Regions from separate parts of the Homo sapiens genome. Here region 1 is linked to region 2. Evidence: read pairs that join two places in POLR2A ChIA-PET (ENCODE). Cell type or tissue: MCF 10A. All regions are shown on one strand. Links, peaks and the distances in the headings refer to the core of each region. The heading gives the core; the rest is flanking DNA. Region 1 overlaps DLEU1 (deleted in lymphocytic leukemia 1). Region 2 overlaps DLEU2 (deleted in lymphocytic leukemia 2).

What was found. ChIA-PET counts read pairs that join two places held together with the same protein. Peaks named below come from ENCODE experiments on the same cell type or tissue, not always from the same donor. Only the 100,000 strongest peaks of a DNase experiment are listed, where the experiment ranks them.
Region 1: POLR2A ChIA-PET joins it to region 2 with 5 read pairs; 4 of 35 experiments call an interaction of 5 or more read pairs at or near these places.

The regions. Positions count from the first base shown.
Region 1 is chr13:50,520,603-50,523,526 of GRCh38, reverse strand. All of the region lies in intron 5 of DLEU1 (deleted in lymphocytic leukemia 1), which reads right to left. It overlaps DLEU1-AS1 (DLEU1 antisense RNA 1), which reads left to right. Exons shown (of 3, transcript NR_125753.1): 3 at 2,091-2,594. Among named protein-coding and RNA genes, the nearest start is that of DLEU1-AS1, 5.4 kb to the left of the region's middle. In MCF 10A, for the core only: no CTCF peak of the experiment used is centred there; a DNase peak (open chromatin) is centred at 1,636.
Region 2 is chr13:50,075,328-50,078,251 of GRCh38, reverse strand. DLEU2 (deleted in lymphocytic leukemia 2) reads left to right here. Exons shown (of 14, transcript NR_152566.1): 2 at 2,599-2,693. Among named protein-coding and RNA genes, the nearest start is that of DLEU1, 5.4 kb to the left of the region's middle. In MCF 10A, for the core only: no CTCF peak of the experiment used is centred there; no DNase peak of the experiment used is centred there.

The DNA of each region.
Region 1 (2,924 bases), core at 134-2,633, 450 kb before region 2:
CAAAGTTTTAAAATAGCCCTATGGGGCTGGTGACCTCAGTCAGGTCAGCCATCAAGTTTGGGATCCGACAATAAAAGTCATAAAGTGAGTCAACTGAGTCAGAGAGGATGCAACAGCATTATTTTTCTCTTCTGGCTTCTCTAGTAAAGCAAAAGTTTTGGTGTTAGGGCTGTCTCTGCAGACAGGGAGTTTGGTTTCCAACACGCTGGGAGCATCCCTGGAGAATGCTGAAAAGCAGAATAGGCTGCCAGAGTCCAAGAGACGATATCAGTAAAGTTAGCACAAGATTTAATAGACTAGAATATACCCGCCCAATCCATTTCTCCAGCCTGATAATCCAGAGCAATTAACAGAAATTGCCCTGGTATTTTTAGCATTTTTAAAGTTTCATCTGGGCAAACGCAGAAATGGATAACTATGTTATCCAGACCTTACCACTGTTTGTTTTTGAGACTCTAAGATTAAACTAAAGACTGGCCTAGCAAAGCAGATATGTTTGCCCTTGCCTGAAAGGAGACAGAAACTTGGGAAGAAACAAGGGTCTTTGGAGTTACTGGGCTTCCACGAGGATCCTCAAGGTTTGCAAACACCAAATGGACAGGACTTCATCCCTGAAGTGCAGGCCAGTCCTACCTCCTTCACAATGACGTGCTGACATCATGGTGCAAATTTGCAAACATTTTTTGCCTTATTAAGAAAATTATTCAAACCTAGAAAAATGCAAGGGTTAAAGCCTTGCTTTCATAAACATAGCCTGTGTGTGTCGCAGGGTGACTTTTAGATATTATATGGAAAAATGCAGTAAAAAGTGCTGAAGTAGCCCATTCCGTTGCATTGAATTGTTAGGCAATTATGGTCATCCCAGCCTTAGTAAATTAAAATACATGATGAAAACCCAATCTAAGGACATCAACTGCTATGTACTAAACAAACTACACATCCCATTTAAAAAGCATTTAAAATTGTGTCAAGAGAGGTTATGTTGGAGGGACTATAATTTTAAAATCATTTACTGTACAACCATATATTTAAATTTTAACTTGAAGCTAAATGTTGCAAAATTAAATTAATCTTATTTGATAACACGAGGCAGTTTATACTCTTTCATTTGGGGTCGATGGAGCCCCTGGCACAGTCTTGAATTTAAGACCCCTACCCCATAGGAATAGTTAACTCTTGATCCTAGCATGCTCTCTCCTCCTGGAAGAGTTATTTAAAGTTAGATGTGTTTCTTTCTGTTTTTTTCTTAGCCACTTTTCTATCCCAAGCCCAGCAAAGACATTCAATTCATTCCCCCTACACCTCTCTCTCTCTTTCTGTCTTTCCTCCCTCCCCTCTCTCCCTCTCTTTTTCTCTCTCTCCCTCTGAAGTTTCTAAATCAGTTCCTACAGCTTTAGTTTTCTTTTTCTAAAATTAAAAACGTGGCTTCTGGCTATAAAACGAATCTCCCACCTTCAGCAGCCCCAGTCCCCTGGGGCTGTTACTGGCGTGATCTATAAATTAACTGGAATCACTTAGAGCCCTCAGTTAGCTTTTAGTCAAACATTAGCAGCAGTGTTTACCCTTGTGTAATCTGCAGTTGTTACTTAATTTAATGCCTGTCAGCATTTTTTTAAAGAACATGTTCAGCAAATCCTTGGCACAGGCTGTTTGAATTCCTTACTCTTCCCTTCCCCCACCTTGACCCAAATCAAGCTAAATGTATCTGAGTAGAAGCTTGCTAATATTTTTAATTTGCTAGTGTAGTTTTCCTTCTTCTTGAGGAAAGAAAGAAGAGTTTGCTTTCTGTGCCAATCCAACTACATCCTACTCAGAGGCCTGGGCTTCGTGTCCCCACTGCACCTTACATCAAAGAGGGTGAACTGTAAATTGTTAGGGTTTTTGTTTCTTGTTGCTCTGGCAGTGATCTGTGAGTGATGTAAGATGGGAGGCATCCTCAGACTCCCATTTGGAGGATGCTGGTGTGGCCCCCTGAAGAAAATCCATTGAAACAAACTTTGAAGTGCTGCCCAGTAGAGAGCTAAAAGCTGAACATATCACATCATAATTCATACATAACTTTGTGTGTTTTGAATCTTCCTCCTCCACAGCCACCACCTCAAATGTAAATAAATAGAGCCCTGGCCTTCCTACAGGGTTCTGTTGCTCCTTTCATAATGTGAGATCCATCTAGATCCGGCAGGAGAACTTCTCTAAGGCCATCATAAAGGCAGTAGGAAGTACTGATCTCAAACAGCACAGAGGAGGCTCCCCTCCAAAGAAGAGTGAAGCACATCGTTAGAGAATAAGAACACGGGGAAATTAAGAGGTGATCTTCAAAGGCTACAATGAACAGCTCCTCTCTGCTTTCACACACTATACAAGAAAAGACCTCCTTCAGTTCAGGAGGCTTTGGTTAACAGCCACATTCTCAATATTCTGGGTTTCAAGGCCAAGAAAATAAATGTCACAGTGGAAACCTCATGCTTTTTCAGGTGATATAATCCAAAAAATGTGTACATCTCAATAGTATAAAGGACTCTGAATCAGCCAGGGCTCAACTTGCTATTCTCTTCCTTGCCTGCAAGACTTGACCTTGAGTTTCAGTGTCTCTCAGCCGTACTTCTGCTTCCTGGTGACTAGAATTCAGGATTCTCTCCCATTTACCACTAGGGAAAACCCTACTGCTAAGGACCGTAAATGTCGGAGGATCCCCCTGAGTCTCACAGATGGCACTTGAAGAGAAGCAGTATGGAGACACAGGACACGAAGAAGGAAACAGAGACCCTGAGGACAGAGGCTCATGCAACTACTGCAAATGAACAAACACCAGAACAGGCATTTTTGCACTTTCAGACAGGGAGTTCCAGGACTGAGTGCACATACAGTCCATGGTTAGATTTCCAGGAAAGCCTCAGTGAGGGGCTGAATTATGTGCCATTAAC
Region 2 (2,924 bases), core at 310-2,809:
ACTGCATATTTTTTCTAATCAGATTAATATGAGTTTTAATGTTTAGCATGAACTACAGCTAAGGATAAAAATTTTAAAGTAGCTTTCATAGTCTAGATTCCTGGTTTCATCATGCTTTATGTAGTACATTTTCGTTTGTTTTGTTTTGTGGAGACTTGTGTGTATTTTTGTTTGTTTGTTTGTTTATTGGTAGGTAGTAACTATTTGGAATGTCACAGAATACTTAAAGCCAGAAATATGGGTCAGTTGATTTGGTTTACAAAATGAAAAAAAATTCCCAGAGACTGTATTAGATAATTATTATATATGACACATTAGCTTTCTTCAAAAGAAGATGATAAATTTATAGTTTCAAAAAATTATTCTATAAAAATTTCTCTTATTTTAAAATATTACCTAAAATTGGCTCTTGTGTTTTTTTTCTTCTGTCTAATGAAGCTTAAAAATTCACATATTAATTTCTTTTTAACCCCTTTTTAGAAGACACAGATTTTAGGTCTGATTATAACTAGAAAACACATCTTAGAAAAAATTGTCATATATATAGTTTCGTGGGGGTTTTTGGTTTTGTTTTGTTTTTAATTCAGCAAACTTTGAAACATTGTATGCCAGGCAACTAATTTTGGCACATAATTAGAGCTCAACTATGACTTGCTGAAATTTTGTAGCCCCAAATCTCATAACACCAAAGGAAATCAGTAATAAAATACCACTTTATTTCAAATAAGCATTGAAAATGAGATTAAGCATTTAATTTTTGGAAGTGACAGTATTAGAACTTTAATGTCATGATTGTCTTAAGAGTAACAGGATAGATTTTTAGAATATCACATTACTATTATATGTTTATTTATCTCGTAGATCATATAAATATTACTTTCTGGTGGGGAACTGAATGTTTTTTATTTTTTTGCCTCGGTTGGTTTTTTGTTTTTATTTTTTGATCTGTATTAGAGATGCTTTAAAGGATCTTCCTTTTAGAAAGACAAGTTTTAAATATTGAAATTGATATTAAATATATATTTGAATATTATTAATATTTCTTATCAAATTATAAGAAGTTTACTATACCTTTGGTTAATCCTGCCTTATTTCAGTAAAGAAAATTTGTACTGGAATAACTTGTAGTGGTTTCTAAGAATAAATAGTAAGCTCTATTTTGTAATAGATTTTAGATTTGAGTTTTACTATTTGAAGGTTTTTTAATATTGCCTTTTTTATCATACACATTGGTTTATTATTTTATTTATATCCAGACCTCTTTTGCTTCTTATTGGTTAGTATTTTTCATCTCCCTACTATTTAAAAACTTAACATTTGGCATGTAGTACATTTTGTTTTCTACTATTTTCCTTCTATGATTTTTAAACTTAAGATACCTTAATTTTCAGAGTGCTCAAATATAGAAAACTGTCTGTCTTTTGAGGAAGACTGTGTATAAATGACGGTAATTTTTTAAAATGTCATGGTATTTGGATTGGTGTTTATGAGTTATGGATGATTGTGTGGGTTTTGTCATTAAACAATCAAATATTTGGCAACAGAGGAATAAAGGTTTTTTTAGGTTTTACTCTTTCATTTTCCTAAGCTATTCTTAAATATAACTGGAAAATTTATTCAGAGCATTATGATTTACATGTAATACATGATACACCTTTGGTAATTTAATATTTTTATACAGTCGATTGCCACTGAATCATTATAATTCAGAAAGGTGAAAGAAATGAAAAAAAACACTTAACATATATTCAGTTACATCTCTTAGAAACATTAAAAAACCATTTGGTCCAGTAGTGGTCCATTTATTATTTGTAAATATGTTAACTTGTTAAAAAAAAAAAAACTCCACATTTTGGTCTGTTAGGACTGTAATGTATTAAAATATTTGGAAATACTGATACTTTTCACTTAGGCTTGGCAGTAGACTAAAGTTGAAAATAATGGTAAATTCTTAGCCAGGCATGGTGGCAGGCACCTGTAATCCCAGCTACTCGGGAGGCTGAGGCAGGAGAATCCCTTGAATCCAGAAGGCAGAGGTTGCAGTGATCCTATATCGCACCATTGCTCTCCAGCCTGGTCAACAAGAGCAAAACTTCGTCTCAAAAAAAAAAAAAAAAAAAAAGAATGGTAAATTCTGTCATCATTAAAACATTTGATAATTTGGAGAGAAAGTAAAATTTCGTCCCTGTCCCTTCAGTAACTTTTTAAACTGTGTGGATTTTATGAGTTTTACAAGTACAAACTACATTTCTGATATTTTCTTTATGAACTCCTCTTGTACCAGTCCTCTAACAGCTACCCGCATACACACTCACCCATACTACTTTGAACATGAATGCCCTAAAGAGAAATGAAAGCAGAAACATATTAATCTGATTTGTTTGAAGAGGCTTCGGATGATAAAGCATATCACAGGTGTTTCTAATCAAGTTATTTCTATTTTTAAAACATTTTCAAGTTAGAGCTTCTCTGAACATTGGCAAGATTAGGGTCATTTTGAAGACCATACCTCTGTGTTCAGGGATCAACTGTGGAACTGCAGGAGATGGAAATCTGTTGAGTGTCTTCATGCTATAATACATGACATTTTTATTGCAGGTTTTGACCTGTAGCAGAGAACCAATTCTGGAGAACAGCCTCACTTCTTTGATTGAATACTTACATAATGCATTGGAACATGACATGAGATTAAGGTATACTAACAAATTTTAAAACCATATAATTTTATGTCTTTGCAATATAATCGGACTAGACAATTGGTAAAGTTGAAATTTTTACGTGAACTAAAATCAATAAGTAATTACTCATAAACAGAAATCATCATATGAAGTGGCCATAAGCTGAGTTGTCTAGCTTACTAAAACTCCAGATTTTTTTTTTATACAGGTAATGTTCTTCTCAGCATCCTAAGGTCTAACTCCAAC